Regions from separate parts of the Homo sapiens genome. Here regions 1, 2 and 3 are each linked to region 4. The links are chromatin loops, found by intact Hi-C in ENCODE. Cell type or tissue: HCT116. All regions are shown on one strand. Region 1 overlaps POLN (DNA polymerase nu). Region 2 overlaps NSD2 (nuclear receptor binding SET domain protein 2). Region 3 overlaps NSD2 (nuclear receptor binding SET domain protein 2). Region 4 overlaps TACC3 (transforming acidic coiled-coil containing protein 3).

Evidence for each region. Peaks named below come from ENCODE experiments on the same cell type or tissue, not always from the same donor. Only the 100,000 strongest peaks of a DNase experiment are listed, where the experiment ranks them.
Region 1: it touches region 4 in a loop (10-fold over the local background); 14 of 110 quality-filtered maps call a loop at or near these places.
Region 2: a loop joins it to region 4, with 10 times the contacts of the local background. A loop is called at or near these places in 95 of 110 quality-filtered maps.
Region 3: it touches region 4 in a loop (10-fold over the local background); 25 of 110 quality-filtered maps call a loop at or near these places.

What each region holds. Positions count from the first base shown.
Region 1 is chr4:2,182,857-2,190,856 of GRCh38, reverse strand. All of the region lies in intron 7 of POLN (DNA polymerase nu), which reads left to right. Among named protein-coding and RNA genes, the nearest start is that of HAUS3, 55 kb to the left of the region's middle. RefSeq lists a silencer at 4,254-4,426. In HCT116, a CTCF peak has its summit at 4,300 (motif pointing right); a DNase peak (open chromatin) is centred at 4,336.
Region 2 is chr4:1,895,310-1,903,309 of GRCh38, reverse strand. NSD2 (nuclear receptor binding SET domain protein 2) reads right to left here. Exons shown (of 22, transcript NM_001042424.3): 2 at 2,059-2,684. The coding sequence starts at 2,655. Among named protein-coding and RNA genes, the nearest start is that of NSD2, 28 kb to the right of the region's middle. RefSeq lists an enhancer at 4,061-4,200. In HCT116, a CTCF peak has its summit at 3,891 (motif pointing right); a DNase peak (open chromatin) is centred at 3,929.
Region 3 is chr4:1,906,090-1,914,089 of GRCh38, reverse strand. All of the region lies in intron 3 of NSD2 (nuclear receptor binding SET domain protein 2), which reads right to left. Among named protein-coding and RNA genes, the nearest start is that of NSD2, 39 kb to the right of the region's middle. In HCT116, CTCF peaks have their summits at 671, 873 (motif pointing left) and 3,244; a DNase peak (open chromatin) is centred at 3,221; H3K27ac peaks cover 1,150 bases.
Region 4 is chr4:1,742,523-1,750,522 of GRCh38, reverse strand. It overlaps TACC3 (transforming acidic coiled-coil containing protein 3), which reads right to left. Exons shown (of 16, transcript NM_006342.3): 14 at 5,899-6,005; 15 at 5,691-5,811; 16 at 5,352-5,575. The coding sequence ends at 5,510. Among named protein-coding and RNA genes, the nearest start is that of TACC3, 25 kb to the right of the region's middle. RefSeq lists a silencer at 1,502-1,701. In HCT116, CTCF peaks have their summits at 1,729 (motif pointing left) and 4,121 (motif pointing left); DNase peaks (open chromatin) are centred at 1,652 and 4,112; H3K27ac peaks cover 273 bases.

The DNA of each region.
Region 1 (8,000 bases), 440 kb before region 4:
TTGATGAAAGTCGTTTTAAATTGGGGTGAGATGATATCTCATTGTGATTTTCCTTGCATTTTTCTTATGATTAGTGATGTTGAACATTTTTAAATATTCTTGTTGGCCTTTTGTATATCTTCTTTTCAGAAATGTCTATTCAAATCATTTGCCTATTTTTAAATCATGTTTTCCCCCTATTGAGCTGTTTGAGTTCCTTTTATATCCTGGTTGTTAATCCACTATCAGATGGATAGTTTGCAAATATTTTCTTCCATTCTGTGAGTTGTCTGTTCACTCTATTGTTTCCTTTGCTGTACAGCTTTTGCTTGATGTAATTTCATTTGTCTGTTTTTGCTTTTGTTGCCTATACTTTTGAAGTTGTAGTAAAAAAAAAAAAATCATTGCCCAGACAAATGCACTGGAGCATTTTCCCAATGTTTTCTTCCAGATGTTTCATAGTTTCAGGTCTTAGATTTAAGTCCTTAATCCATTTTGATTTGATTTTTGTATATGGTGAGAGATAGGAGTCTAGTTTCATTCTTCTGCATGTGATTTTCCCAGCACTTTTCCCCAATATATATTCTTGGAGCCTGTCAAAAATGAATTGGCTGTAAATGTGTTGATTTATTTCTGGGGTCTCTATTCTGTTCCATTGGTCTGCGTGTCGGTTTTATGTCAGTACCATGCTGTCTTGGTTACTATAGCTTTGTAGTATAATTTGAAGTCAGGTAGTGTGGGTGATTCCTCCAGCTTTGTTGTTTTTGCTCATGATTGCTTTGGCTATTCAGGGTGTTTGGTTCCATACAGATTTTAGGCATTTTTGTCCTATTTCTTTTTTTTTTTTTTTTTTTGAGATGGAGTCTTGCTCTGTTGCCAGGCTGGATTGCAGTGGCGTGATCTCAGCTCACTGCAACCTCTACCTCCTGGGTTCAAGTGATTCTTGTGCCTCAGACTCTGAAGTAGCTGGGACTATAGGCACTCGCCACCACACCTAATTTTTGTATTTTTAGTAGAGACGGGGTTTCACCATGTTGGCCAGGATGGTCTTGATCTCCTGACCTCGTGATCCACCCGCCTTGGTCTCCTAAAGTGCTGGGATTACAGGCGTGAGCCACCGCGCCTGGCCTTTTTGTCCTATTTCTGTGAAGAATGTCATTGGTTGGTATTTTGATAGAGATTGCATTGACTCTTTGATTGCTTCATGTAACATTGATTTTTTTTCTTTTTTTTTTGTTTGAGATGGAGTCTCTCTCTGTCGCCCAGGCTGGAGTGCAGTGGCACAATCTTGGCTTACTGCAAGCTCTGCCTCCTGGGTTCACGCCATTCTCCTGCCTCAGCCTCCCAAGTAGCTGGGACTACAGGCGCCCGCCACCATGCCTGGCTAATTTTTTGTATTTTTGGTAGAGACGGGGTTTCACCATGTTAGCCAGGATGGTCTCGTTCTCCTGACCTCGTGATCCACCCACCTCAGCCTCCCAAAGTGCTGGGATTACAGGCGTGAGCCACTGTGCCTGGCCGGTAACATTGATATTTTAACAATATTAATTCTTGCATTTCCTCACTTTTATTCTATGTAAGTCTGTATAAGTAAAGTGGGTTTCTAGTAAGCAGGAAATAGTTGTGTCTTATTTCCTTATCCATTCAGCTATTCTATGTCTTTTAATTGAAGAATTTAGTCCATTTACATTCAATGTTATTGGTAGGTGAGGACTTATTACTACCATTTTGTTACTTGTGGTTAAGTGATTTTCTCTGGTAGTATCTTTTAATTTGTAGCTTTTTGTGTGTGTGTGTATTTATTATAGGTTTTTGCTTTGTGGTTACAAAAACCAGTAATAAATACACTAAAAATAAAAAGGAGCCTTACAAAAAAAATCTTATAGTTATAACAAGTTGTTTTAAACAGATGACAACTTATCTTTATTTACAAAGAAAAGAATAGAAACAAACAAATAAAGGAAAAACTAAAAAATCTTTACACTTTAATTCCACCCCCTACACACATTTTGACTTTTTGTTGCCTCGATTTATGTGTTTTTATATGGCCCATCTCTTAACACGTTACCATAGCTATTACTGTTTTTTATAGATTTATCTTTTAATCTTCACACTGGAGTTATGGTGGATTGCATACCACAATTTCAGTGTTAGAGTATGCTGAGTTTGTCTGTGTATTTACTTTTACCAGTGGGTTTCAATCCTTCAAATGTTTTCTTTTTGTATGTTCGTGGTTTTTTTTTGTTTTGTTTTGTTTTTTTGTTTTTTGTTTTTTTTGAGATGGAGTCTCCTTCTGTTGCCCAGGCTGGAGTGCAGTGGCGCAATCTCGGCTCACTGCAAGCTCCGCCTCCCAGGTTCACGCCATTCTCCTGCCTCAGCCTCCCGAGTAGCTGGGACTACAGGCGCCCGCCACCAGGCCCGGCTAATTTTTTTGTATTTTTAGTAGAGATGGGGTTTCACTGTGTTAGCCAGGATGGTCTTGATCTCCTGACCTCGTGATCTGCCCACCTCGGCCTCCCAAAGTGCTGGGATTACAGGCGTGAGCCACTGCGCCCGGCCCGTGTTTTTTTCTTTCAGATTGAAGAACTCCTTTTAGCATATCTTGGAAGATGGGTCTGGTGGTGATGAATTTCCTCAGTTTTTGTTTGTCTGGGGCTTTATCTCTTTTTCACGTGTGAAGGATAGCTTTGCTGGGCACAGAATTCTTGGGTGACAGTTGTCTTTTGTTTTGTTTTCCTTTTTATTGGGGAGGGGTTGGCAGGGAGATGGGGTCTCACTCTGTCACCCAGGCTGGAATGCAGTGGTGTGATCATAGCTCACTGTAACCTCAAATTCCTGGGCTGAAGTGATCCTCCTGCATCAGCCTTCCAAGTAGTCGGGACTATAGGTGTGTTCTACCACACCCAGATAATTTTTTTATTTTTATTTTGTAGAGACAGGGGTCTCACTATGTTGTCCTGGCTGCTGTTGAACTCCTAGCCTGAAGCAATCCTCCTGCCTTGGGCTCCCAAAGTGTTGGGATTACAGGTGTCAGCCACCAAGCCTGGCAGTTGTCTTTTCTTTCAGCACTTTGAATAGGTTATCCCACTCCCTCCTTCTGTTGAGAAACCTGTTGCCAGATGAATTGGAGCTCCTTTATATGTTATTTGTTCTTTTCTCTTGCTGTTTTTGGGGTCCTTTCTTTGTCCTTGACCTTTGGGGGCTTGTTTATTATATGTGTAGTGTAATATAGGGTAGTTATATTTGGGTGATTATAGGGTAGTTTTATTTGGGTTTAATCTGTTTGATCTCTGGCCTTCCTCTACCTGGATATTTATATCTTTCTCAAGATTTGGGCCAGGCGCAGTGGCTCATGCCTGTAATCCCAGCACTTTGGGAGACTGAGGCGGGTGGATCACTTGAGGTCAGGAGTTCGAGACCAGCCTGGCCAACATGGTGAAACCCTGTCTCTACTAAAAATTCAAAAGTGAGCCGGGCATGGTGGCACATACCTGTAATCCCAGATACTCGGGAGGCTGAGACAGGAGAATCACTTTAACCCAAGAGGCAGAGGTTGCAATGAGCCAAGATCAAACCATTGCACTTCCGCCTGAGCAACAGAGCAAGACTCCATCTAAACAAACAAACAAACAAAACAAACAAACAAAAAATTTGGGAAGTTTTCTGTTATTATTTTTTGAATAAGCTTTCTATTCCTTGCTCTTGCTCTGCTTCATCTTGAACACCACTAATTCTTAGATTTGCTCTTTTGAGGCAATTTTCTATATCTTATAGGTGTCCTTCTTTTCTCTTCTCTCTTTTCTTTTTACTCCTCTGTGTCTTTTCCAGTAGTCTATCTTCAGACCCACTGATTGTTTTCTCTGCTTGATCCATTCTGCTGTTGAGAGCCTCTATTGAATTTTTCAGTTCAGCAAATATATTTCTCAGTTCCAGGATTTCTGTTTGATTTTTTAAATTAAGTCAACCTCTGTTAAATTTTTCTGATTAATTTCTGGGTTTTTCTGTGTTATTTTAGAGATCACTGAGTTTCCTTAAAACTGCAATTTTGAATTCTTGATCAAAGAGCTTCACTGTCGCCATCCTGTTAAGGTCAGTCACTGGCTCCTTGCTTTGTCTGGTTTGAGAATGTCATGGTTCCCCACTTGCTATTATTTCTTGTGAATGTACGTCTATTTCTTTGCATTGAAGGATTCGTTTTTTTGTTCCAATCTTCTCTGTCTGGTTTGTTTTGGTTTTTTATTAGGTATGTTTGCTCAGAGATTTTTGGTCAATATACCTGTTAAATATCTTTTTGTTTTTGCTAGGTCCTTGCTTCCTTTTCAGCACTAGGTGGCACCTTAAGCCCAGGTGTGCCTCGGCTCTAGCAAACTTCAGAGCGCTCCCCATCCCTGATGAGGAAAGTCCCTAAGGGAATACCTCGCAGTATGGGAAGGCTAGCCGGGAGTTCATGCCCAGGGGACCTGTAGGATGTACCTCCTACAACATGGTCCTACTGACCAGCCTTTCTGATTTGGTGTCTCCTCTGTCTATGGTACAGAGCCGAGTGTCTGCTAGTCTCTACCACTGCCCATTTCTGGCTGTCCTCAGGGATATTTCTCCCTTCAGACACTCATGATGCTTCCTGTGGATTGTGGCAGGGACGGGTCTCCTGCCAGGGGGCCCAAGATGATGGGAAAGTTGATTGTCCACCTCAGTCTCACTTTTTTCAGTTTAGTAACTGAATTGGGAGAAGTTTTTCTACATGTTTGGTGACTGGCAGATTGGGGAAGGGACATAAAGTCTGATTCTCTTACTGTCTGCATGGAGTTTTTTCACTTCTGTGTGGCCTTGGAAACTGTGTCATCCTTATATTTGGGTTCTGGGATATTGCTGGTGATAATCTTGGTGCTGTATATTGGTTTTTGCTTTTTCTGTGAAGGAGAGTGAAGCCGGCTTTCTTGTGTTCTACCATTTTGGTAACATCACTCTATTACCAATAATCTCTTTTTATTATTAGCTGTCTAGTCAGTGTTTGCACTTCCCTAGTTGTTCTATAACTGTTTTTGTTTATTTGTTTTGTTTTTTTACAGTTTGTTTTAACTGGGGCCCAAAGCCCGTAACTTGTATTTCTTTTTGTTTATTTGTTTGTTTTTGAGATGGAGTCTCGCTCTGTCACTCAGGCTAGAGTGCAATGGTGCAATCTTGGCTCACTGCAACCTCTGCCTCCTGGGTTCAAGCAATTCTCCTGACTCAGCCTCTTGAGTAGCTGGGATTACAGGCACGTGCCACCATGCCTGGCTAATTTTTTATATTTTTGGTAGAGAGGGGTTTCACCATGTTGGCCAGGCTGGTCTCGAACTCCTGACCTCAAGTAATCTGCCTGCCTCGGCCTCCCAAAGTGCTGGGATTACAGGCATGGGCCACCGCGCCCAGCCAGGTGTGCTTGTATTTGTTAAGCCTCTTTTCATCTATATGTTCTCCCTTCCTCTGTCTTACACTCTTGCAGTTGTTTTGGTGTTCAAGAAACCAGATTGTTTGTCCTGTAGAATTTCTCACAGTCTGGATTTTACTGAGCACATCTCTTTCTTCTCATTTAATATGTTATCTCTCTTCTATTTCCTGTAAATTGGCAATTAGATCCAGATGCCTGATCAGATTCAGGTTAGATTTGGGAGAGAAAGACTACATAAGTGTTGTATACGTTTGTCAGGAGGTATATAATGTTTGGATGTTTATCTTTTTTTGTGATGTTAGAAGCTACTGCTTGTCATTGTCTAGGTTCCTTAATTGCAACATGGTGATATTTAAGATCTATTATGCTTTCTTCATTTATTAGCTATAACACTTACATAAAGAGAAATCCCCTTTTATCATCTATTTGGTTACCCTAAGTACACTTCATATAGAAAAGCCAAGATAAAATTTGATTATTTTCCTTTATTTACCCGTTTTCAAAATAATGAATTGTTTCATAGAATCACCAAAAGGTGATCAAAAAAAGCCTTTTTCATTTTAGTATCATTATGAGCATATGGATTTAAATATATTTGATATGTTTTGACACATTGCACATGATCTTTGATGAGTTAGGTGAGCCTTTGTCATACAAACCTAGTAATCTGGGCATCTTCTTTGATTTGTGGTATGGTAGGATGTTTCCAGGTCATCTTGTGCATTTCCTGCTCTAGACCTGAAATTAGCCATTTCTTCAAGGAGCCCTGTTACATTAGTGAAAATGGCATTTAGAGACCAGAATCTGGTCACTGGATATGTACCTCACTATTAGGTTGACTTTTGTTACCAGGCTAAGATGTTTGTATTTTTTTTTAAGATAAAATATACTGTGAGTTCATACTGATATTTCTAATTCATGTTCAGGATGACAGGGTTTTTACTTAACCTTATTGATCTCCTTTAAAACATACTGAAGAATCCTTTGTACTTGGAGGTCAGTTTGGCTGTATATAAGATCACTGGTTTACATCTTTCTTTGTATTTCTAAAATATGCTATACTATTGTTTTTTGGCATAAAGTGGTGCTTTCAGAAAGTGTGGTGAAAATCTGATTCTCTTTCCCTAATTAGTGACTTGGTCTTTTTGTCTGAATGTCCAAAGGTTTTTGTTTGTTTTGTTTTCCTTTTTTTTTTTAAAGTCTAGTGTTTTACTAGACTGTGTCTTGGTGTTGGCTGTTTTGGGTCAATTTTGCAAGATATGTATGTACCCTTAAAAAAAAAAAAAAAACTTTGGCTGGGCACGGTGGCTCACGTCTGTAATCCCAGCACTTTGGGAGGCGGAGACGAGTGGATCACCTGAGGTCAGGAGTTCAAGACCAGCCTGGCCAACATGGTGAAACTCCATCTCTACTAAAAATATGAAAATTAGCCGGGCATGATGGCGTGCGCCTGTAGTTCCAGCTACTCAGGAGGCTGAGGCAGAAGAATCACCTGAACCTGGCAGGCAGAGATTGCAGTGAGCAGAGATCTCGCAAGACTCTGTCTCAAAAAAAAAAAGAAAAAAAGAACACCTTGTAAATAGCTTTCTGGTATAGCTTTAAAAAATAGCGGTTTTATTAAGATATAATTTCATACCATAAAATTCACTCTTTAACTGTACAATTCAGGGGTTTTTCAAGTAATCACAGAATTGTGCATCTATCACCACTACATAATATCAGAACATTTTTGTCACCCCAAAAAAAAACCCTGTACTCCTTAGCAGCCACTCCCCATCCCCCCTTTCTCAGACTCTGGCAAGCACTAATCTGTGGTTTTTTGTCTCTGGAGTTGTGTATTCTGAATATTTAACATGAATAGAATTGCACAATATGCAACCTTTTGTCACTAGCTTATTTCATTTAGCCTGATGTAGCTTTTTGTTGTTGTTGGTTTTTAACCTAGTGTTTTAAAGGTTCATTCAAGTTGTGGCATGTATCAGTACTTTATTCCTTTTTATGGCTGAATAATATTCATATTTTGTTCATTCATCAGTTGATGAACATTTGAGTTGTTTTCACTTTTAGCTGTTATGATTAATGCTTCTATGAACTTTGGTGTAAAGGTCTTTGCGTGGACATATTTTCAACTTGCTTGCGTGTATATCTAGAAGAAGTAGAATTGCTGGGTCATGTGGTACTCTGTATTTAACATTCTGAGGAACTGCCAAACTTGTTTCCAACAAGGCTGCACCATTTTAACCAGCACTGTATATAGCACTGTAACTTCCCCACATCCTTGCCCAATACGTGTTCTTGTGTATCTTTATTTTAGTCATCCAAGTGGATGTGAAGTGTTACATCCTTATGGTTTTGGTTTGTATTATACTGATGCCTAATGATATTGGACATCTTCTCATGTGCTTATTGGCCACTTTTATATCTTTTTTTGGGGAAATGTCTGTTCAAATATTTTGCCCATTTTAAAATTGCATTGTCTTTTTATTGTTTATTTGTAAGAATTATTTATATATTCTAATATGAGTTTATTGTCAGATATACAATTTGCAAATACTTTCTCCCAATCTGTGACTTGTCTTTTTAGTTTCTT
Region 2 (8,000 bases), 150 kb before region 4:
GTTCTGCTCTCCAGTGGAAATAAGCACAGCCAGCATGGCCCCAACCCTCCAAGGGTGAATCTCTAGCCTTGCTCAAGAGCACTATACACATGAGTAAATTGTTCCACTGCCTCAGGCCTCAGTTTTCTCACCTGTAAGCTGAAGAGGCCGGCCCAAAACCTTGCCATAAGCATGCTGGTGAAGCCTGGCATGAGCTGCCACATGACACATTTTCATGTTTTTTTGATCCTCCCATCTCAGCCTCCCTAGTAGCTGGGACCACAGGCAGTGCCACCACGCCCAGCTAATTTTATTTTTTATAGAGACCGGGTCTCGCTATGTTGCCCAGGCTAGTCTTGAACTCCTGGGCTCAAGCAATCTTCCTGCCTCAGCCTCCCAAAGTGCTGGGATTACAGATGTGAGCCACCCCATCAGGCCTGACATACTTTCAGAACAGCTACCAGATTACTGCACAGCAACCCAGGTTTACATTTATTGACCCCACTCTCCAGAGGAAGAGTCAAAATTCAGGTTGAGTTACTCAAGTTTTAACAAAACCAAGGGACATGGCTAGGAATAAAAGCCAGATTTTTTTGTTTGGTTTGTTTTTCAGTTGGAGGAGAAAGAAAAAGCCAGCTCTGATGCAGGAACATCGTTTGAGGTCAGGAGTTCGTGAACAGCCTGTGCAACATACCAAGACCCTGTCTCAAAACAAAACAGCTAGGACTCTGACAACTTGCACAGGCCTCTTCCCAAGCAAAAGCATGAGGTTCAATACTGCTGTGGGCACTTCAAAAAATCTTTGTAGGCTGGGCATGGTAGCTCATACCTGTAACTCGAGCACTTCAGGAGGCAGAGGTGGGAGGATCGTTTGAGCCCAGGGGTTTGAGACCAGCCTGGGCAACACAGCAAGACCCTGTCCTACAAAAAATAAAAAATTAACTGGGCATATAGTGGTGCACACCTGTGGTCCAACTACTCAGGAGGGTGAGGTAGGAGGATCACCTAAGCCTGGGAGGTCAAGGCTGTTGTGAGCCATGATCACACCACTGCCCTCTAGCCTGGACAACAGAGACCATCTCAAAATAAATAAATAAATAAATAAAATTTAAAAACTTCACCACTGCCATTACATGAGCGAGAACTAAACAGCTCCTGAGTAATCAAAAAACGTTTTTTTAACCCTCAAAGCTCTTCATTATTTTAACAATTTCAAGGAGTTACAACTAAAAAGCAACACCCTATAGACCACCAGATGAACAGAGACTGCTGCCCCATCAAGAGTTCCTTCCTTCTGCCAAAGCCATGGCCCCTTGGTTGTTTCCTATGGCTTATACTCATCCGAGTGTCAGGGCCATCCCGAGTGCCACGTGAAGGCGTGGAGACACCATCACCAGGCAGAATGGAGCAGCACCACCACACCTTTCCATCGCAAGTTAGGATAAGGAAACACTCATTCGCTTGTGTTCAGTGTGCTGGGCTCTGCACTGGGAACCAAGAACAGGAGGCAAAAGACACATCCCTAGGCCTCAGGGAGGCAGGCCATCTGCTGGACCACCTGGCTGAGGAGACAGTAAGTGGACACTGGACCACAGGGTAAGGACAGCGGGAGCACCTCTGCACAGCTCTGCTTCCCACTCATCAGATGGTGCAGACTTAAGAAGTCACACTCTAGAGCCCAGCCTGTCTCCACTGACCACATCAGGCTAAAGAACACCTTGGAGATGAGATCCATGAAAAGAGTGTAGCCTGACGTTGTCAAGCAAGGGCTCTGAAACTGGCAGAACCACGTTAAGAAACAAGCTTTGCCTCTTTTTAGCCATTTGAATCTTGAACACTTAGCTCACCTCTCTAGACCTCTCAACTGGCTCAGCAGCCAGCTGAGAACTGAGGAGGCAGTGCCAGGGCATCCTGGAGCCCACCCTCCAACCCAAAGCCAGGGCTCAGGCAAGTGGCTGGAAGTACCAGGCCTGTCCTCACCTTCTCCGCCCGCCCCAGTACTCGTGCAGGTGCCCTCATAGGGTGGCCATGCTCACTGCTCAAGGTCACATGACCCCTTACACAACGTCTCCTAAATACCTTTTTATCTGAAGGACTTGAGATCTTAGACACAAGAGCTGCTTCGACAAGGCCCTGCTCCAGCAAGGAGTCATATTTTATGCTCCTCTTCCTGTTCCTTCTCGCCTTGTTTTCTGGTTTTTGTCCATTTTCTTCTGACTGAGACACATCAGCAGCACTGTCACCACAAATGGAAGATTCAAAGAGAGGCTTCCCATTCATGTATGTTTTGGTGATTTTCAGCTTAATTTCTGGAGAGCCATTTTTGATAGGGGTAGTGTTAGGGGGTGTCCCAATCCCTTTCATTTCCTGGGACTCAAAACGCAGTTTGGCATCGTGTGCGCCGGGTTCTCCATTAAACACCCGGGAAGTAAGATCTTTCAGCTTGTCGGCTGGAATAAAGGGCAGGGCGTCGTGGCCGTTAAACTTCTGCATGACCCCCTCCTGCAGGCTACTGGAGAGCTGGGCTTTGCTGAGGAACACAGAACACTCGCGGTTCACCTCGCAGCTCGGAGTCTTCCCGTTGGCACTGCCGAGGATTTCTGGTGCCTGCTTCATCTTTATGCACTTTACAACACTCTGAACAGAAAGGGGACTCTGCTTGATGCTAAATTCCATCCAGCCCAGATGCTTCCGTTCTTAGAACACTATGGTATTAAAAAAAAGAAAAAAGAAAGAAAAAGCAATTACATTTAAAACCTAGGATAGGTATGCCAGGACCTCTACAGCTTTGTGGGGTCTGATTTTCTTTGTAAGCAATTTATGATGTTTTTATAATAATTCAGGTCACAGAAGGCAGTTTTAGTATCACAAAAATTACACGGAATCACAAAATGATAAAGCTGAAAGAAAAAGGAATCATTTTTTAAAGGAAGAACATGAAAGTCAGTCAAGACAGCACACTCCAGTCATACCACTAATAATCTACAGTGTGGCCATGGACACATAACTTAACTTGCCAATCATCCCTGAAACACAGATTTCCACCTGTCCACCAACATATACTTAAAAGAGCTAATATGTGTGAGGCAGCTGGCATAATGCCAGGCCTATGCAAAAGGACAACAGGGAATAGCATAAAAGCAAAATCAACACTAACAGGAAAAGAGCTCATCCCAATCCCTCCTGTTACAGCTGAGGTATCAGGCAGAGGCTCAGAATGTGCCCAAGATGACCTGGTCAGCAAAGTCTAAAACCAGATATTCCAACTCCAAGCACAGGATTAGCTCCAGGTTGATGAAAATAAGAAGCAAAAAGCCAAGAGTCTCCAAGGGTGAAAGCAATCCCAGTCAGGTCTGGCTATGCTCAACCCAGTATTCTTATCTCAGTCCACTAATCCCCTCCGTGTTCAGGCCTAAATTAAACAAGAAAGAACACAGCAGTAAGGTCACATTTTTTAGCTACTACCTGAAGATTAACTACTTGAGAACAACACTGCTGAGCCACAACACAGGTTACTTTGCCAGTGCACCACACTGGCCAGTGAGGCCCACGTGCAGAAGGGGCAGTTTAGGAAGGTAACTCGCTGCAGCATGCTGGTGTGGGGTCTTCCCTGCAAAGCTACAGTCCCTAATCTGAGACATCTAGTGAAGGGGCCAGAGCCCCAAAACACAGCTAGGAATAAGAAACAGGTAGGCACCCGCCCCAGCTGGGAAGGCATCTCTCAGGAGTACACCATCACAAGCTCCAACAACAGCCCTCTGAGAAGCCAGAAATCAATAGCATCAGACACTAGGGAAAATCTGAGTACAGTAAGGACCAGAGATGCCCGTGGACTAGAACAGCGGTTCTCAAATGGGGAGGATTTTGTTCCCCAGGGACACTTAACCTCATCTGGAAGCATTTTTTATTACCACCACTAGGGGGCGGACCCTGACCTCTGATGGGTTGCGGTCATGGATGCTGCTGCATCTCCTGCAACGCACAGGATGCCCGCGCAACAGGGCTATGCGGCCCGAGATGTCCACAGTACTGAGGTGGAGGACACCTGACGTGCAGCAATAGGGGGCTGCTGGTGTCTGCAACCCGCAGTCTCCACAGAAAAGCAGACAGCTGAGGAAGGAGACAGGAAAAAAAGAGCAAATGTAAAACCTTGAAAAAATGTTGAAGTCCCAGTTCAGCTTCATGTGCTCTGGACAACTCTTTAACACCAAAACACATACAAATGTGTTCTGTCTGACCCGCACAATTTCTTAAAAAGGTAGATCAAAGTCAGTTCCTCTTCCAGCTCATATCATACCAACTGTCCCAAGGTAAAAACTATAACCCTGGACAAAACATAAAAAACCACCTCCTGAAGGAACTGAGAGCAACCAAAAGCAGAGAGAAAATGGACGGAACCAACTGTTGAAAGAAAGGGAACAGCACTGGGTGAACTCCATTTTGAAATGTGTGACTGAGGAGAGTTTGAAGCAACTGTAACAACTATAAAATGAGGGGGGAAATCTCAAGGAGAGAGTCTCAGAGGGGAGTCCCAAATTCTGCCTATAAACTCTGCCCAAATTCCAGGCTGATTCCAAGCAGCCTAGTTTATGAAATAACTGAAAAGAGATTCCAGCTGCTGGACAAAAAAAAAAAAAAAAGTGTGTTTTTTGTTTTTTGTTTTTTTTTTTTTAGACGGAGTCTCGCTCTGTCACCCAGGTTGGACTGCAGTGGTGCGATCTCAGCTCACTGCAACCTCCACCTCCCGGGTTCAATTCTCCTGCCTCACCCTCCTGAGTAGCTGGGACTACAGGCGCCCACCACCACGCCCGGCTAATTTTTTGTATTTTTAGTAGAGACGGGGTTTCACCGTGTTACCCAGGATGGTCTCGATCTCCTGACTTCGTGATCCGCCCGCCTTGGCCTCCCAAAGTGCTGGGATTACAGGCGTGAGCCACCGCACCTGGCCACGAAACCATTTTTAAGGGGAATGTGGTCAGGCTTTGGGAGGCCGAGGCAGGAGGATCACTCAAGTCCAGGAATTCAAGACCAGCTTGGGCAAGACAGTGAGAGCCCATCTCAACAAAAAATACAAAAATTAGCCAGTCGTGGTGATGTGCACCTGTAGTCCCTGCTACTCAGGAGGCTGAGGCAGGAGGATCGCTTGAGTCCAAGAGGTCAAGGCTGCAGTGAGCTATGATTGCACTACTGCACTCCAACCTGGATTACAGAGCAAGACTGTAAAAAGAAGGGGGAAAAAAAGGAAGCAGAGCCTCACAGATCTGTGGAACAATATTAAAGGGTCTGGAGTTCCACCCAGAAGGAGGAGGGAAAAAAAAAGGCAAAAATATTTGGAGAAAACAGTGGTCCTCCAAAAGTTCCCCAATTTAATAAGACACAAATGTACAGATTCAAGAAGTTCAGCAGCTGGGTGAGGTGGCTCATGCCTGCAATCCCAGCACTTTAGGAGGCTGAGTCAGGTGGATCACTTGTGGTCTGGAGTTCGAGGCCAGCCTGGCCAACATGGTGAAACCACAACTCTACTAAAAATACAAAAATTAGCCAGGCTTGGTGGCACACACCTGTAATCCCAGCTACTTGGGAGGCTGAGGCAGGAGAATCGCTTGAACCCAGGAGGTGGAGGCTGCAATAAGCAAAGACCACGCCACTGCACTCCAGCCTGAGTGAGACTCTGTCTCAAAAATATATCAATAAAAATAAAAATAAAATTTTTTGTAGAGACGGGATCTTGTCTTGTTGACCAGGCTAGTCTCTAAGTCCTGGCTTCAAGGAATCCTTCCCAAAGTGCTGGCATTACAAGCAGGAGCCCCTGTACCCTGCCAAACAATTTTTTTTTTCCCTTGAGACAGGGTCTCACTACCACCGAAGCTGGAGTGCAGGGCAATGGCACAATTTCAGCTCACTGCAACCTCTATCCTTCAGGGCTCAAGCAATCCTCCCATCTCAGCCTCCCGAGTAGCTGGGACTATAGGTGCACCCCACCATGCTCAGCTAACTTTTTAACCCTTTTTTTGTAGAGATGGATCTCACTATATTGTCCAGGCTGATCTCAAACTCCTGGGCTCAAGGGATCTTCCCATCTCAACATCCCAAAGTACTGGGATTACAGGCATGAGACACTGCACCCAGCCCAAACCACTTTCCTTTTTTTTTTTTCCTTTGAGACAGAGTCTCACTCTGTCACCCAGGCTGGAGTGCAGTGGTATGATCATGGCTCACTGCAACCTCTGCCTCCCAGGCTCAAGTGATCTTCCTGCCTCAGCCTCCTGAGCAGCTGTGAGGACTACAAGGCACTTGCCACCATGCCCAGCTAATTTTTGTGTTTTTGTACAAAGTCTCACCATGTTGCCGAGGCTGGTCTCCAACTCCTGGGCTCAAGCGATCCACCCGCCTTGGCCTTTCAAAGTGCTGGGATTACAGATGTGAGCCACCATACCCGGGTTTAACTATCTTTCTTATGTTGGGGAAGGCAAGGAGAAAGAAAAGAAAAGAGAAGAGAAGAAAGGAAAAGAAAGAAAGAAAGAATGAGAGAGAAAGAAAGAAAAGAAAAGAAAAAAAAGAGAAGAAAGAAGGAAAGAAAGAAAGAGAAAGAGAGAAGGGAAGGAAGGAAAGGAAGGAAGGAGAGGAATGGAAGAGTTCGGGAAGGAAGGGAGGGAGGGAGGGAGGCCGGGCACAGTGGTTCACTACTTGTAATCCTAGCACTTTGGGAGGCCAAAGAGGGAGGATTGCTTGAACCCAGCAGTTTGAGATGAGCCTGGGCAGCATAGTGAGACCCTGTCTCTACAAAAAATAAAATTAGCCAGGCACACTGGCGCACATCTACAGTCCCAGCTACCCGGGAGGCTGAGGTGTGAGGATGGCTTGGGCTCAGGAGGTTGACACTGCAGTGAGCTGTGACCACACTATTGCACGCCAGACTCAGCAAGACCTTGTCTAGCTACACTGCCTAATGCAAAGCAATAGAGAGAATCTCCAGGTCTAGAAATGAAAAGGGAACAGCAGTCTGGAGCCTCATAGGCTGCAGGCTGCCCATGGCAGGACCCCAGGGTTTAGGTGCTGGGGCTTGGCAGCCGGAATACAGAAGGGAGGTGCAGGACAGGGGCTTGGGCCTGACTGGGCTGCCTGCACAGAGCCCGAAGGAGAGGAGTCATGGCGAGCAGCTGGCTGCCGTGATTAGGAGCACCAAGTGTGGAGCTGCTGTCTGGACTAGAATCCCAGCTCTGCCACTTACTACACTGTGGGACCCCGGCCAAGAGCCTCTACCACTCATCCTCACTCCATGTCCTGAGGACAGAGGACCCACCTTGCAGGTACTTTCAAACAGTAAGGAGGAAAAGAAGCCACCACCAGGCAGAGGACTTCCTCATCACCAGGTGAGTGTCTGTGGTCACAGTGCTGTCATCATCACCTGAGCCCCTCTACCAGCCAGCCCAGGGCTGGGCCCTCAGCAAACACCCACCAGAGGCCACTGGGGTGACAGAGCCACCCTTGAGAAATGTGAACCCCAAGCCTCCGCCTAAGAAGGCTAAATCCGGAGACCAAAAAATGTCAAAACAGGTCTAGAATGAGTGACACTGGTAGGACCTGCAGGGAAACCTGAGAACTGCTCATGGGGAGCCCCCCTCTCCCCGGGAGAGCCACTGAGAGATGCCCCTGAGGTAAACACAGCCTCCCACCAGCAGTGAGAGATCCTCCAGGAGCCAGGCATGGGACAGTATGGAAGGTCTTCTACAGGAGAACAGGAAATTACTGTTTTCATGATTTGCAGACTTGGAAAAAAAAAAGTATTGGTATTGAAATTAAAAACTCAGTTGAGTTGAATATAGCAGACCAGGCACAGCTAAAAATATAATAGATTAGAAGATAAATCTGAGAGAATCAGCAAGGAAAAGGGCTGATAAAGAGATGAAAACCATGTAAGATAAATTAAGACATAACATTCATGAATGTTTCATTCTTTCAAATATAAAGTGCCTACTATGAGCAAGACACTGATTTTAGGTGTTGGGATTATAACATTG
Region 3 (8,000 bases), 160 kb before region 4:
GATCCCGCCACTGAACTCTAGCCTGGGCGACAAAGCAAGACTCCACCTCACAAAAACAAAAGTAGCATACTCTGAACTGCAAGGACTCAAATTTACTTCCCATACAAACTGTCTTAAGATACCAAAAATAGCCTCCAGGAAAAAAGAAAACTTAACCAAGAAAGAACACAGCATAGAACTGTAGGGATCAGCCCTACAGGGCCTGTGGGTTTTTCTCCTCGTGTGTGGAGACGAGAGATGGTAGAAATAAAGACACAAGACAAAGAGATTGAAGAAAAGACAGCTGGGCACAGGGGACACCACTACCACCAAGATGCGGAGACTGGTAGTGGCCCTGAATGTCTGGCTGCGCTGTTATTTATTGTATACAAGGCAAGGGGGCAGGGTAAGGAGTGTGAGTCATCTCCAATGATAGGTAAGGTCAAGCGAGTCATGTGTCCACCAGACAGGGGGCCCTTCCCTGTTTGGTAGCCGAGGCAGAGAGAGAGAGGGGACAGCTTACATTATTTCTTCTATGCATTTCTCAGAGAGATCAAAGACTTTAATATTCTCACCAATTCTGCTATTGCTATCTAGAAGGCGGAGCCAGATGTACAGGGCGGAACATGAAAGTGGACCAGGAGCGTGACCGCTGAAGCACAGCATCACAGGGAGACGGTTAGGCCTCTGGATGGCTGCGGGTGGGCTTGACTGATGTCAGGCCTTCCACAAGAGGTGGTGGAGCAGAGTCTTCTCTAACTCCCCCACGGAAAGGGAGACTCCCTTTCCTGGTTTGCAAAGTAACGGGTGCCTTCTCAGGCACTGGCGCTACCGCTAGACCAAGGTCGGCTAAGTAACAGGTGCCTTCCCAGGCACTGGCGTTACCGCTAGTCCAAGGAGCCCTCTAGTGGCCCTGTCTGGGCGTGACAGAGGGCTCACACTCGTCTTCTGGTCACTTCTCACCGTGTCCCTTCAGCTCCTATCTCTGTATGACCTGGTTTTTCCTAGGTTATAATTGTAGAACAGAGATTGTTATAATATTTGAATAAAGAGTAATGCTACAAACTAATGATTAATAATATTCATATATAATCATGTCTATATTCTATGTCTAATATAACTATTCTTATTTTAAGTATTTTCTTTATTATACTGGAACAGCCTGTGCCTTCAGTCTCTTGCCTTGGCACCTGGGTGGCTTGCTGCCCACATAGAACTACAGAAAACAATGTAAATAACTAGGGAAAGCAGCTTAAAGAAAGTCTAAGCTTACTGCAGTGCAAAAGGTTAAGAGTGCTAGCAAACCAGAATCAAGCAGGAAAAAGGAAGATTCTAGGAGAGAGCTCCAAGGGAAGAAAAGATGAGAGAAAACAACTTTTTTACAAAGAAAGAAAATCTAAGTAGTAAGGAAGGAGGGTTAAAAGATGAGTTCCAAGAAGCAGAAAGGGAAGATGGGACTCAAACCCAGGTTTTCATTTTTTTTTAAGGAGAAAAAATAACTATATAAATATATAAATAGGAGAAACTAACTTCATAATAAGGATGAGTTTTAAGGATGAGGAGATGAATACTTGAAAAAAATTAAGGCTGTATGGACAACATAGTGTATGATTTCAAAAGAAAGGCAGTAATTAATTCCAAGGGAAACAAAAGGTTTTACAAGAAAATGCAATTACAGAACATAACTTGGTTTTTCACTGAATGATATTTACATAGTCAAAATTATGTAAACACTTATTTTTCATTTATTACAAATAGTGACTTAATTATATGGGGAGAATGGGGGGAAAGAAATAGAAAATGGCTGAAGAGTTCAATCTTCATTTTCCATGATAGAAAGTTAACAGAAAATGTCTACATGAGAAATCAAAGTATTAGAAGTAGAAGAAAATGATGAAAGAGATAAAAATAATTACCTCTGGGGAGGAGAGAGGAAGGCAGGGGATGATTTTTCACTATTAATCTTTCAGTACAATTTGACTTGTTTTTAAGTGTTCAAACTTCTTTGATTTGAAAATACCTAAGATTCAAGGATATGTCAAGGGATTTGTGACTTCTTCCATTACTTTAAAACTTTGTAAGAACTTTTCTTAGTAATGAAAATGAATACAGGTATGTTATAGCATTTTTATAATAAAGAAAACCTGTAACAGCACACACAATATAAAATTAAACCATGTTTATAAATAATGACACAGATAAATGCTCCTTACATGTCAGGTGGGAAAAAAAGCAGAAGAGATTATTGTAATCTGATCCCAAGTTTGTAAAATAAATGAGTGTAACATTCTGAAGTTCTTTCCCATCTAGAAACCGGATAACATAACCGAATTTTCTACTATTTTTATGGGTTTCTTTAATCCATAGGAACTATCCTTTGGTCCAAGTTGAGAGGTGAATATCTCACTGTTTTTATTTTACCAATAATTAACCAGTTGTCCCAGTACTATGTTATTAGTAATCCTCCCTTCCTATGCAATTTCTTTCTTTCTTTTTTTTTTTCTTTTTTTTTTTTTTTTTTTTGAGATGGCGTCTCGCTCTGTCGCCCAGGCTGGAGTGCAGTACTGCGATCTCGGGTCACTGCAACCTCTGTCTCCTGGGCTCAAGCGATTCTCATGCCTCAGCCTTCCCAGGAGCTGGGATTACAGGCGCCTGGGACCACACCCAGCTAATTTTTGTACTGTTAGCAGAAACAGGGTTTCATCACGTTGGCCAGGCTGGTCTCGAACTCCTGACCTCAAGTCACCCACCTGCCTTGGCCTCCCAAAGTGCTGGGATTATAGGCATGAGCCACTGCACCTGGCCCTCTTCCTATGCAATTTCTGATGTTCATTAATCACCATCTGTATAAAAATGCAAGTCACTGACCTCCCCACCTACATCCCCTTCGAAGAGAACCTGGCTTCTACTAACAGTCCTGGTACCTAATTTTGTACTGTGTTCCTTTTTTCCCCATCACAGCCCATTAGACTACAGGTAGTTTGTGACTCTCTGGGCTCAACTAAGCCAGAGTTTCTCTCCAGATTTTGTGGAGCCTGTTAAGTTCCATGCATGCAAAATGAACCCCACCAAGAGACAAGGCTGCCTCAGAGATAAAGCTCCAGGGAGGGAAGAGAAGCCATAAAGATGCAGACAAGGCCAGGTGTCTGCGGAAGCCAAGAATGGAGCACAGGAGCAAAGTCACAACGACATGAGACCACAGAGCTCCCTGGGAAACAAAGGACAAGCATGACCATGCCTGAGTTTCCCAGTTCAGTCTCTGGAGGGCACCAGAGCCCCAAAATAGGTAAAGCAGAAACTGCCAGAACTACAAGTAGAAAAACAGCAAATCCACAATCCCATGGGAGATTTTAACACATCTCTCAGCAAGTAATAGAACAAGCAAGAAACAAATCAGTAGGAAGATAATACCATCAAACAGCACAAGACACGAGAAAGCCAGATTACCTGCAATATTTTTAGAAAATGCCAGAAGCATTTTTTTTCCTATATAAAGCAAGGAGGGTTAATTCCTAACATTCCCTTCCATAACACAGAAAAGGTGACAACAAAAATCTCCACAACAGAAAATTACTTGATTCCAGACCACAGTTACCTAAAGAGACCAGTGAGTGTAATATCTAAAACATATAGTTATCTTCTGTTTCCAACTTAAAAGGTTGAGCCTTGACCAGCCTGGCCAATATGGTGAAACCCCATCTCTAGCAAAAATACAAAATTAGTCGGGTGTGGTGACACATGCCTGTAGTGCCAGCTACTCGGGAGGCTGCGGCAGGAGAATCACTTGAACCTGGGAGACAGAGGTTGCAGTGAGCCGAGATTGTGACACTGCACTCCAGCCTGGGTGACAGAGAAAGACTGTCTCGAAAAAAAAAAAGGTTGAGCCTAAAAGCTGCTAGTCCACCTAGGTGCCCTGGTAGATACTAGCTAACACAGGTTCTGCTGCTGTAAATTACAACAATGCTATTAAGACTTTCATTAACTTAAGATTTCCAAAGGAAATTTTGATTTCCAAAAGAATCTAGATTGAGCTGTAGCTTATGAGTTATGTTCACTTTTGCATGTATATTATACCTCAGTTTTCAAAATTTAAGTATATTACTAAGATACACGGATTCAAACTGGTCCATAAATCCCAAGCATGATAAATAATTTTTTTTTTTTTTAACGGGTGCCGGGCGCGGTGACTCACGCCTGTAATCACAGCACTTTGGGAGGCCGAGTTGGGCGGATCACAAGGTCAGGAGGTTGAGACCAGCCTGGCCAACATGGTGAAACCCCAGCTCTACTAAAAATACAAAAATTAGCTGGGCATAGTGGTGTGCACCTGTAATCCCAGCTACTCGGGAGGCTGAGACAGGAGAATCGCTTGAACCTGGGAAATGGAGGTTGCAGTGAGCCGAGATCATACCACTGTACTCCAGCCTGGACGAGTGAGCAAGACTCCATCTCCAGGAAAAGAAAAAAAAAAAGGATAGGAATAGAGGATAGAAAAATATAAAAGTACTGGCTTCACAGGACCCATGCTCAGCCCACTCCACGGCAGGAGCTATCTCTTCTTCACATCCCTGTCCTTCCAAAACAACGACACTCACCACTCACTGTCTCATTCTCATCATGGGGTGCTGCAGGCCAAGTGTTGGAGAATCAAAAATGGACCCAAGAGCTCCACTTGGAGCAAGGGCTCAGCACTGCTTGGAGACCTACTGCACAGAGTTTCCCTTGCAAACTCTGTCTCCCAGAGCAATGAACACAACCAGCGACCAGACCTGGGCTCCTACATACTATTCTGTACTCAAAGAACCTAGGCCTTCTCTGAGAAACGGCTGATGCTAGGGTTGGGGGGGGTGGTGGGAAAAACAGTACAAGATGAGCCTGGAACATCTTGTTGTACCAGAACGTAAAGAGGTGCTCAAGGGCTGACGGGGACATGTCAAAGGCATACAACTTAAAGGAACTTAATAGAACTCCCACTGGTCAAATTTGGGACAATGTGAGGATTTAAGAAAATAAGAACTAAAATATATAACTCTTTTTTTTTTAGGGAGGAGCTCATTTTCATAGAAAAATGACAACTAAAATGTAGAAAGTGCAATAATAGCCAGTTACCATTTAACAAGTCCATGATGAATCATCAAGGACTGCTAAAGCCGTGGCTGCTGGGGACAGGTATGGTGGCTCACACTTGTAATCCCAACAATTTGGGAGGCCAAGGCAGGAAGAAGATGACCTGAGCCCAGGAGTTTGAGCCTGGAGTGAGCTATGATTGTGCCACTGTACTCTAGCCTGGACAGAGCAACAGAGCCAAGACCCTATCTCAAAACAACAACAACAAAAGCTACACTGTTGGGACAGACTACAAGCACAGCCCACAGGTCCCTCATTAGTGACAATGGGGACCTGTGCCTTTCCACAGAGAGCTCTGGTGGTCATCGCCTACCAGGGGTGGGTCAGCTGACACATAAGCTCCTCCTGATGTGGTCTGACTAGCACTCTGTCCTTCCCTCACTTCTCTTTGTTCTGCTCACTTCCTTTGACCCCTTTTCTTTTAAGATTATCTGAATCTCCTTTCAGTTGGAGGGTTATCTACCCAGGCTTGACTCCTTCTGAACTGCTTTTCAAATGTACAGTATCTTTTATACTCTAATGCCTTCACACACACAAAAAAGTATATTATCAGTCTTCTGAAGTAGGTTTGCTTGTGCCTCCTACTCTACATCCCACAATAATTCCTAGAGAAGCCGACTGCTGAGGTGAGGCAGGCCACTGCCCAGCCTATGCTGGTGCAGGACACTCCCTTCTTCTGTACACAGATCTTTAGTAAAGGGCCAAAGCTACCTTTCAAGGTTCCAACTGTGAGATCCAACCTGGCCTTTCTGACCTAGGTCTGATCATGAGAAAGCTAAAGCAGTCATGAGGAATTGGGGATTGGGAGTGCTGTTCTAGACTAGCAGAAGCTAAAGAGGCACAACCACCAGATGCCGAGTATGCATCTCAACCCTGAAGTACAGAAAAAGACAGGTAGGGGCCTGCTGGGGACACGCCCTACACCTGCTCTTAGCACAGCAACAGATCTTGTTACTGATGTGATGTTTCCCGAAATGCGGCTGGTGCTGAGTCAATAAGGAAACTGTCCTTGTTCTGACGTATTTGGGGGTAACAGTGCCACGAAAGCTACCAGCCATCATGCAACAAAAGAGATGGAGGCTAGGCACAGTGACTCATGCCTGTAATCCCATTGGGAGGCCAAGGTGGGTGGATCACAAGGTCAAGAGATCAAGATCATCCTGGCCAACATGGTGAAACCCCATTTGTACTAAAAATACAAAAATTAGCTGGGTGTGGTGGCGTGCACCTGTAGTCCCACCTACTTGGGAGACTGAGGCAGGAGAATTGCTTGAACCCAGGAGGCAGAGGTTGCCAAAATCGTGCCACTGCACTCCAGCCTGGCAACAGAGTGAGACTGTGTCACAAAAAAAAAAAAAAAAAAAAAAAGAGATTCAACAGGTAGAACAAGATGTTTCAAGGTGGAGAATCTAGATGAGGGGATAGGTGTCTGCTGTGCTGTTTTACTTTGACTTGAAAGTTTTTAAAATAGATTAAAAAAATAGATCAAATATTTCACACATACACAAAAAAAGCTAGAATCCAAGTATACCCATTTGGCATTATGTTTTGAAAACTGAGGGAATACCTGAGGACATGAAAACACTTAAAAACAGATACAAAAGTATTAAAATTAACCAAACACTAGGTGGCTGCAGGGTTAATAACTGGTCAAACATGAAGGTTTTCAGGAAGCAGCTATAGAAGAAACCAGGGGAATGGGAGTTGAAACAATAAAAACTCAGGTTTTAAAAGTAAAAGTGAGGATAATGACAATTGCTAATACGAGCATCCGGTGGTCACTGCATTAAGACCTTTCCATGAAGGTGATGGTATCATCTTCCTCATTTTCATATACAGGGAAACTGAAGCTTAGCGAGATTAAGTTCATTATCAAGATCAGCCAGCTAACTAGACCCTGGCAGGCTGATTCCTGAGTCCCAGCCTCAACCGCAGAGAGTAACACAACGGTGCCATAAGCACAAGAGTGAAAGCACTTAGCCACAGTGCAAGGTCCCGGAGTCAAGCAAAGAAAGAGAGATGAGGCCGGGCACGGTGGCTCACGCCTGTAATCCCAGCACTTTGGGAGGCCGAGGTGGGCAGATCACTTGAGGTCAGAGGTTTGAGACCAGCCTGGCCAATATGGTGAAACCCCATCTCTACTAAAAATACAAAAATTAGCCAGGCATAGTGGCACACACCTATAATCCCAGCTACTCAGGAAGCTGAGACACAAGAATTCCTTGAACCCAGGAAGCAGAGGTTGCAGTGAGCTGAGATCGCGCCAGTGCACTCTAGCCTGGGAGACAGAGTGAAACTGTGTCTCAAAAAAAAAAAAAAAAAAAAAAAAGAGAGAGAGAGAGAAGTAAAAATGGCAGTATATCTGAATGTCAGAGAAGCTGTTGCAGACTACAGGAATTACTTAACTCCAAGGCAGGGAAAAGATGCAATGATATATAAGTTGGGCTGCGGCACTGTGGCTCATTTCTGTAATCCCAGCACTTTGGGAGGCCGAGGCAAGCGGATCACTGGGGCCCAGGAGTTTGAGACCAACTGGGCAACATGGTGAAACCCCATCTCTACAAAAAAAACACAAAAATTAGCCAGGTGTGGTGGCACGCACCTGTAGTCCCAGCTACTCAGGAGGCTGAGATGGAAGGATCACCTGAGCCCAGAAGGTACAGGTTGCAGTGAGCTAAGACTGCGCCACTGCACTCCAGTTTGGGTGATGGAGCGAGCCTCCATCCCCAAAAAAAGAAATTAAAAGTAATAAGCCCTAATAGGAAGAACAAGGAGACTTTCAAAAGACTACTTCAGTTTCACAGGCATGAGAGGCTAACAGCTAAACATGGCATCATATAAATAAGTAAATATCCCCAGACACTAAAAAGGAAATCAGTAAGAGCTGCTTGTGT
Region 4 (8,000 bases):
CTGGGAAGGAACTCCCTCTGGGAACCCCTTGGGCTCAGAGCAGCCCCGGCTCTGCCCATACAGGTGCGCCCCTGCAGACGCCCCCTTGGGATGGTGTCCACACCGTGGCTCTGCCGGAACAGCCTCCCACATCCCCAGTCTCTAAGTGTGGACGGACATGGGGCCTTTGGACACCAAGTGGCCGGGCCACCACTTATCAGCAGAGGCAGCCCCCAGCCCACACAGGAACCCTTTCTTTGAGGGTCCAGAGGCCCGGGGCCTGAGTGTCTCACTCACAAACAGCCCTCCTCTGCCCACTGTCCCTCAGAAGCAAACATAAGTGCATCCCCCCGCCCCCTCCTCTCTCTGCAGAGTGGGCCCCAGAGCTCCTGTGAGCTCAGCCAGGTGGGGCCGTCCGTGTCAGTGGGGTTTGGGGAGACGGGTGCGAATGGACATCGAGGGACAGAGGAGACACAGGGCAGGGGCCCCGCCCACCCTGATGTCTGCAGGGGCTCTAAGCCCTCACCTCACCCCTGCTGGCCTGGAGGGAGGGGCCTGAGTGGAAGGGAGGCGGGGACTGGGGGCGGGGACCGTGGGGTGGGGGTTCCTGGAGCCTGCACAGTTGTTCCTTCATTCATTTGACACACTTGCAAACTGTGCAGCCTCAGCCTGGTGTTTGGAACCGGGCTGGGGCAGACGCGTTCGAGGGGCTGTTTCTTGGAGTCTGGTCCATGCCTGCAGAATTGCAGAGTTGGAGGACCCAGTGAGTACCACTGGTGGTTCAGGCTGTAGAGCGCCATATCCCCAGCCACCCAGTTACAGGGTGTGTTCCCAGAACCCAGCTGGGCAGGGTTGGGTAGGGAGGGAGGGATTGGGCCTTGCCAGGGCCCCCCTGTCCTGCAGTCCCCCTATCAGGCTAGGCCAGACCCTCAGCTAGCGAGGGTGCCTGGTGTGCTGCCTCCAGCCCTGCATGGCCTGAAACCTCCCAGTCCCCAGCCCTGCCCTCCACAAACCTCCAGGGGTCTGGTGAGTGTGCAGGGTCCAGGGAACAGAGGGGAGGCAAAGTCGCAGTGAGGGGCTGGTGGGGAGGGGGTGGTGAGGAGGGGGCATAGTGGGGAAGGGGGAGGTGGGGGGGGCTATGCTGAGGAGGCAGGTGAGGAGGGGGCAGATGGGGAGGGGGCATGGTGGGGAGGGGGCACAGTGGGGAGGGGGCGTGTTGGGGAGGGGGTGCCTTGGGGAGGGGGGGCAGTGGGGAGGGGGCGTGTTGGGGAGGGGGTGCATTGGGGAGGGGGCGCAGTGGGGAGGGGGGAGGTGGGGAGGGGACAGGTGAGGAGGGGACAGGTGGGGAGGGTTCGTGGTGGGGAGGGGGCAGGGGGAGGGAACAGGTGGGGAGGGGTCGTGGTGGGGGGACAGGTGGGGAGGGGGCGTGATGGGGAGGGGGCACGTTGGGTGGGGAGGGGGCACGGTGGGGAGGGGGCGTGGTGGGGAGGGGGTGCGGTGGGGAGGGAGAGCGGTGGGGAGGGAGAGCAGTGGGGAGGGGGCAGGTGGGGAGGCCCTGTGGGGAGGCCTGGTGCGGGCCCAGGTGGCTCCTCGTCGCCCCAGGGTGGGGGCCCCTCCTGGAGGCCTGTGGCCAGGCGGTAGGAACAGCCTGGCAGGAGTGCGGTCGCGCCGGGTCTGCAGAAGGGGCTCCGGTGGCCCAATGGCGCCCCCTGCAGGCTGTTGGGGTCCAAAGGCTCAGGCAGAAGCCCCAGGAGTTCGGGGTCCCCAGAGCTCGGGGGCAGCCAGGACGTACACGTTCCACCCCTCCAACCCACGGCACAGGTGGCACGCGCACCTGCTACTGGAGCACACCCCAAGGAAGGCCTGGGCTCGGGCAGAAGCCCCTCCTTGGACCTCGTCCAGCCTCAGCCCTGTGGGGACAGGGCTTTTCCCTCACGTGCTCCAGCTTCCTGAGCGGCTGCTGGCCCGGTCCTGCCCCTCACAGAGCTCCCTAAGAGAGACAAGGGATGTGCGCTCAGCCCACCAGGGCAGTCCGGCGCGGCGCCGGGGCTTAGTCCCCAGGCCTCCGGGGGTCCTTCCCAGAAAGTGGAGTGATGGGCTGGAGGAGGGACCTCCGGCAACCACGTGGGCTTGCAGCGACCCTCACTGGCATGGACCTTGGGGACCGAAAGGGGTCTGGGGTTCAGCCTGGGCTGGGGACAGCTCCTGAGTCCATGGGAGGGTGATCTGGGTCTGCCTGCAGGCTGGGTGAACTCTCTCCCGGGGCTCAGGCTGGGTAGGGCAGGGTGGGGGCTGCAGAGGGGTGCCTGGCAGGGAACGCTCGGGCTGTGGTCAGCTTGTCCTGGCCTATCTCCCTCGCCCCCACCCCCTCTTCCATCCAGCCTGGTGGCTGGCGGCCCCTGGAGAGAGCATGGGGGCATGGGAGTGAGCTTGGAGGGGCAGCCCCACCGGCCCTGTTGAAAGGGTCTTGACCAGCCCAGGGAGGCAGCTGCAGGTTCCACTCCTAGGTGGCCTTAGAGGGGTGGGGGTGCCCCACAGACCTAGCTTCTCCATGTGGGCTGAGCCCTGCACTCCCCTCGGGATTTGGATATTGGCTGCAGGGGGAGCTGGGCAGTGGGTGGGCACCAGGCTGGACAGCCCCTCGGACGGCGGGGTCTCATCCTGCCTGGGACCAGATGGCTTGCACCACAGACACGTGTTTCTCTGGGTTCTGGAGGCGCCAAGTCCGCCATCAGGGTGCTGGCGGGTCAGTTCCTCCAAAGTGCTCTCCCGGCCTGCTGCCTTCCCGCAAGGACACTAATCCCAGCAGACCAGGGCCTCACCCTCACGACCTCGTCTAACCCTCACCCCTCCTTCCAATGGGGCACGTCGGGGGGGTGTTTCTGAGCCCTGCCCTGAGCTGTGGGAAGGGCAGAGCCGAGCGCTGCCTCCATGACTGTGTATGAGGACTCCCACGGAGGCAGCCCCCAGGACAGCTCCTGTTTCCTTGAGCCCCCCACAAGGCGACTGCGTGGATGTGCAGGGGGTCCGGGGCTGCGGAAGTCCAGGCCACGGCTGCGTGCCCAGCTCAGGTCATGTTTACCAGGCAGGCCAGTGCCAGGGCCCCCGCCCGGCCTCGCAGCCCTGAGTTAACTCAGGCTCCAGGATAAACACCCATTCAGCCACACAAGGCCCCTTTGTCCTGGGAGAGAGGCTCCCGGCCCAGGACGCTGCCTGGTGGCCGGTGTCCTCGGCGCGGCCCCAGGCCCGGCCAGGTGCCCTGACACGTTCAGCCGCCCTGCACGGCCTTCTCCGGGCAGGCTCCCGGCTTGGCTCAGAGAGGCCCCAGCAGGGGACAGGGCCCTGGGCAGCTGTCAGAGGAGCCAGAAGGCCAGACCGGCAGGGCTGAGTGAGGAGGAGGACCTGGCAGCCGCCTTGTGTCCTGAGACCTTGTCAGAGCAGAGCTGACCCGGCAAAGAGAGGTGGGAGTCCTGCGGCCGGACATGCCTGTGGGCAGCGGGGAGGCCGAGGCGGGCCGTGCTGCCCATAGGGCAGCTGGTGAGCTCTGGAGGCTCGAGGGCCCTTCTTCTCCCCCATATCCTCAACCCCAAGCAGGAGAGGGGGCCCACACCCTGTGCTTGGCCCGTCTCCCCCGGCCAATGGCCACTGGTCTGTGGGCCTCGGTTTCTCGTCTGTGAAGTGGGCCACGGAAGGCTCTCAGAGGCCCCTCAGCCAGGGATTACACCCTATTGTTACCCAGGCTCGGGGCTGAGATGGGGGTTGCTGCCCACGGGAGGGAGGGGCGCGATGGTCCTGGGAAGCCAGTCAGGAGGTGCCGCAGGAGCACAGGTGGGCTGTGGAGGGGGAGGGAGTGGCCCCCAGGCCCCCCTGAGGCTGGCCCAGTCCCTGCCCCAGCCGTGACTGGCCATGGCCCGCTGTGGCCGTCCATCCCTGTGCCAGGCCCCCTCCTCCAAACGTGCTAAGAACAAATGCACCCTCATGCCCTTGGGGACACCCCACTGGCCACCCAGGCTGAAGCCCCTGCCCGCCCCTCAGCCTCCCTGGCGGTCCATGCGGCTTCTTGGCACCCGTGCCCCGCCCCTTCAGGGTGTCACCCACCTGGTCCGGTCCCTGCATGGCCCATGGCGGCAAGCGACCCCTGGCGGCGGCTGGGGGTGTTGTTGCGCCCACCCGAGGTCAGTACTGCAGTGCTGCTCACCAGGCCAAGGGGCAGACTCGCAGAGCCTTGGAAGCAGGTCCTGGGACTGCAACCCCCAGGCTCAGACACTACTGGGGCCAGGTGACTGCGGCCAGATCTCGGCCTGGGTCCCTCCCTATGTGGGGAGCCCCACTCTTCACTGATGGGAGAAAACGGCTTTTCTGGACGGCGTGATCTGGGCACAGCAGCAGCACCGACCCCTGGAAACAGGTTACAGCGTCAACCCTTGGTCTTGCCTGGCCCCTCAGGAGGCCCTGGCCCTCTGGCTGGTGCTGGGGTCCTAGGTGCCATGGCTGAACCCAGTGACCAGCATCTCTCAGCTCGGTACCCAGGTTCCCGGGATGCCCCAGCTGGGCCAAGCCTCTGCCTGACCAGAAGGGCTCCTGGAACTGCCTTGGGTTCCAGTGTGCCTGTCTGAGTTTGAGATCCGCAGGACGGGACTGCTGGAGATGGGGTTAGGGTCGGGGAGGAAGCCCTGCCGTGTGGAGACAGAACTTCCTCAGGGAAGCCTGTTTTGCTCTGAAGTCTCCACGCCCCCAAGGACGAGGACGACAGGAGCTGAGCAGCTGCACCTGCAGGGGGCCTCCCTCCACACCCACACCCAGGTGAGCGCTCAATTAGCTGGGGCTGCAGGCTCGCCAGGTCGGCACCAGAATCAGAGCCACCGGCATGCATGCCTGGCTGTTCACAGTTTTTGTTTTATATGAAAACTTCCCCGTCTCTACTAAAAATACAAAAAATTAGCCGGGCGTGGTGGCGGGCGCCTGTAGTTCCAGCTACTCGGGAGGCTGAAGCAGGAGAATGGCGTGAACCTGGGAGGCGGAGCTTACAGTGAGCCGAGTTCACGCCACTGCACTCCAGCGTGGGTGAGAGACTGTCTCAAAAAAAACAAAAAACAAAAAAACAAACAAAAAAACGAGTCCATTTGGACTTTGATGTGTGTACCTGAGGCCAGGACCATGTAGCCAACCCGAGGTGGCCGGGGCAGACTGGGCAGGCCTGAGCCTCCTCTATCCACTGGCTGTCCCTGCCCCTCGGCAGGGTGGCCTGAGCCTGGGGTAGGCAGGGACCAAGTGGCCAGCTCTGAGGGGAAGGGAGGGCACCTGCGGGTCGGCTCAGCCTCAGGCTAGAGCTGGGAAACCTTTGCTTCATCAAGACCAGAGCGGCTTCAGTGTTTAAATTGAAAGGAAACTTTTATTGAGTCATGTTTTCAAAGCAATCTAGTTTTTAAAAAAGTTGAAGACAAGACAGAAAAAAGAACATGACACCTAAGAGAATCAGACAGGACAGACAGACGGGAGCAGGGGGGCGGGGACAGCGGCTCCGTGGAGGTCAGATCTTCTCCATCTTGGAGATGAGGTCGTCGCAGATCCTGGTCAGCTCCTCGTTCTCTTTAGTCTGGAGGAGGAAGATGAGTTGCGGGGCTTCTCCCTGCTTGGAGGGAGCAGCAGGCCCAAGGGCCTTCTAGAAGGTGCTGCCAGACGGCCCCTTGAGCTGGGCTTCCCGCACCCACCTTCTGCTCCACTGTCTTCTCCAGCGACTGGATGCGCATCTGCTCCTTCCTCAGGCTGGCCTGGAGGGCCAACGCTTCCGCCTGGGCCTTGCTCCGGACCTGGGCGATCTCCTCGTTTGCCCTGGAGGGGTAGGGGCGGGGCAGAGGCTGAGCTGGGGCCCAGGTGCTCAGATTCTCCCTCCAGGGTGGGGCCTCGCCCAGCACTCACAGCTGCAGCTTCTCCTCCGCGTGGGCCTTCAGGGCTTGGTACCTCTGGCCCTCCTGGGTGATCCTTGCCAGGTAATCCTCCACGCACTTCTTCAGTGACTCTTCGTTCTAGGAAGGGGCAGGCATTAGCTGTGGGTACCACGCCGTCTGCTGGAGAGCACCCAGGCTTGGTGTCTGGGGACCTGCAGATCCTCGAGGCTGTCTGGGGCATCAGCCGTGAGCCAGTAGCTCCCGTTTTCCTTTTGGAAAAAGCCCCTTCACACAAGTTCCCAGCTCACCCCCTCTGGAGGTTCAGGACAGCCCTGGCTCTCCACCCTGAGATGCCGGGCCTGAACCTGGTGCCCTCACGGCTGGGCCCCCTCCTGCCACACCTGCAGCCTCTGCTGGCACCAAGTGCTGCTGGAAAGTGGGATGCACCTGGGACCACTGACAGCCCAGCCCGTCTCCCTCTGGAGCTGAGCCCTGTGCTTTGGGGACAGGCAGGGGAGGCCAGCAGGAGCCACATGGTTACCCAGACACGCCTGCTCCTCACAGGCTGCTGCCCCCTCTGGGGGCACCTTCCGCTCAGTGACTGAGAAGCCCTAACTGAGGGGTTCCTGGGTCCCCGAGTGGCCTCTGCTTGGGAAGGCTCAGCCTACCTGCCTTCTTCCTGCAGTGCCCCCAGCGGCCTCACAGCCCAGCCATCCTCACTCCTCTGTCGCAGCCCTGTATCCCAGAAGCACCCTCAGCACTGCAGCCTCTCCCTGAGCCCCTACCCAGCATGCAGCCCCTGATGTCCTGCGGAGGTCACGCCTCCCTTAAACCCACAGCACTGTGTTTCTCTGCTGTGGAAAATTCCCAACAGCGTCTGTCCGGGAGGCGGCATCCGGAAGCTCTCACGTGTGCACAGGTCAAGCCTCCCGCCACAGCGGCGTCTCTCCCTCTGGCTCTGGGGGCTGCCGTCCACACACTGGTTCCCAACTCAGCCTCTGCTTCCCTCATCTGACCTGTACCCTTTGAATTGTTAATGTTGTTAACTGTGTACCTGTTAGAAATTTCCATTTGGTTCTTTTCTAGTTTCTGTTTTTTTTTTTTAGACGGAGACTCACTCTGTCACTCAGGCTGGAGTGAAGTGGCATGATCTCGGCTCACTGCAACCTCCGCCTCCCGGATTCAAGCGATTCTCCTGCCTCAGCCTCACAAGTAGCTGGGACTACAGGTGCGTGCCACCATGCCCGGCTAATTTTTGTATCTTTAGAAGAGACAGGGTTTCACCATGTTGGTCAGGCTGGTCTCAAACTCCTGATCTCGTGATCCACCCGCCTCGGCCTCCCAAAGTGCTGGGATTACAGGCGTGAGCCACTGTGCCCAGGCTTTTTTTTTTTTTTTTTTGAGACGGAGTCTCGCTCTATCGCCAGGCCATAGTGTGATGGCGCGATCTTGGCTCATTGCAACCTCCACCTCCTGATTGATTCTCCTGCCTCAGCCTCCCAAGTAGCTGGGACTACAGGTGCCTGCCACCATGCCCAGCTAATTTTTGTATTTTTAGTACAGAAAGGGTTTCACCATGTTGGCCAGAATGGTCTTGAACTCCTGACCTCATGATCCTCCCGCCTTGGCCTCCCAAAGTGCTGGGATTACAGGCATAAGCCGGCCTAGTTTTTCTGTATTTTTTGTTTTCTGAGAGAGTCTCGCTCTGTCGCCCAGGCTGGAGTGCAATGGTGCCATATCGGCTCACTGCAACCTCTGTCTCCCAGGTTCAAATGATTTTCTGTCTCAGTTTCCTGAGTAGCTGGGACTATAGGTGCACACCACCATGCCTAACTAATTTTTGTATTTTTTTTTTTTGAGATGGAGTCTCACTCTGTCGCCCAGGCTGGAGTGCAGTGGCACGATCTTGGCTCACTGCAACCTCTACTTCCTGGGTTCAAGTGATTCTCCTACCTCAGCCTCCTGAGTAGCTGGGACTACAGGCAAATGCCACCCTGCCCAGCTAATTTTTGTATTTTTAGGAGACGGAGTTTCATCATGTAACCCAGGCTGGTCTCGAACTCCTGACCTCAAGTGATCCACCCGTCTCGGTCTCCCGAAGGGGATTCTTTTCTAGTTTCAAGGTCTCTATTG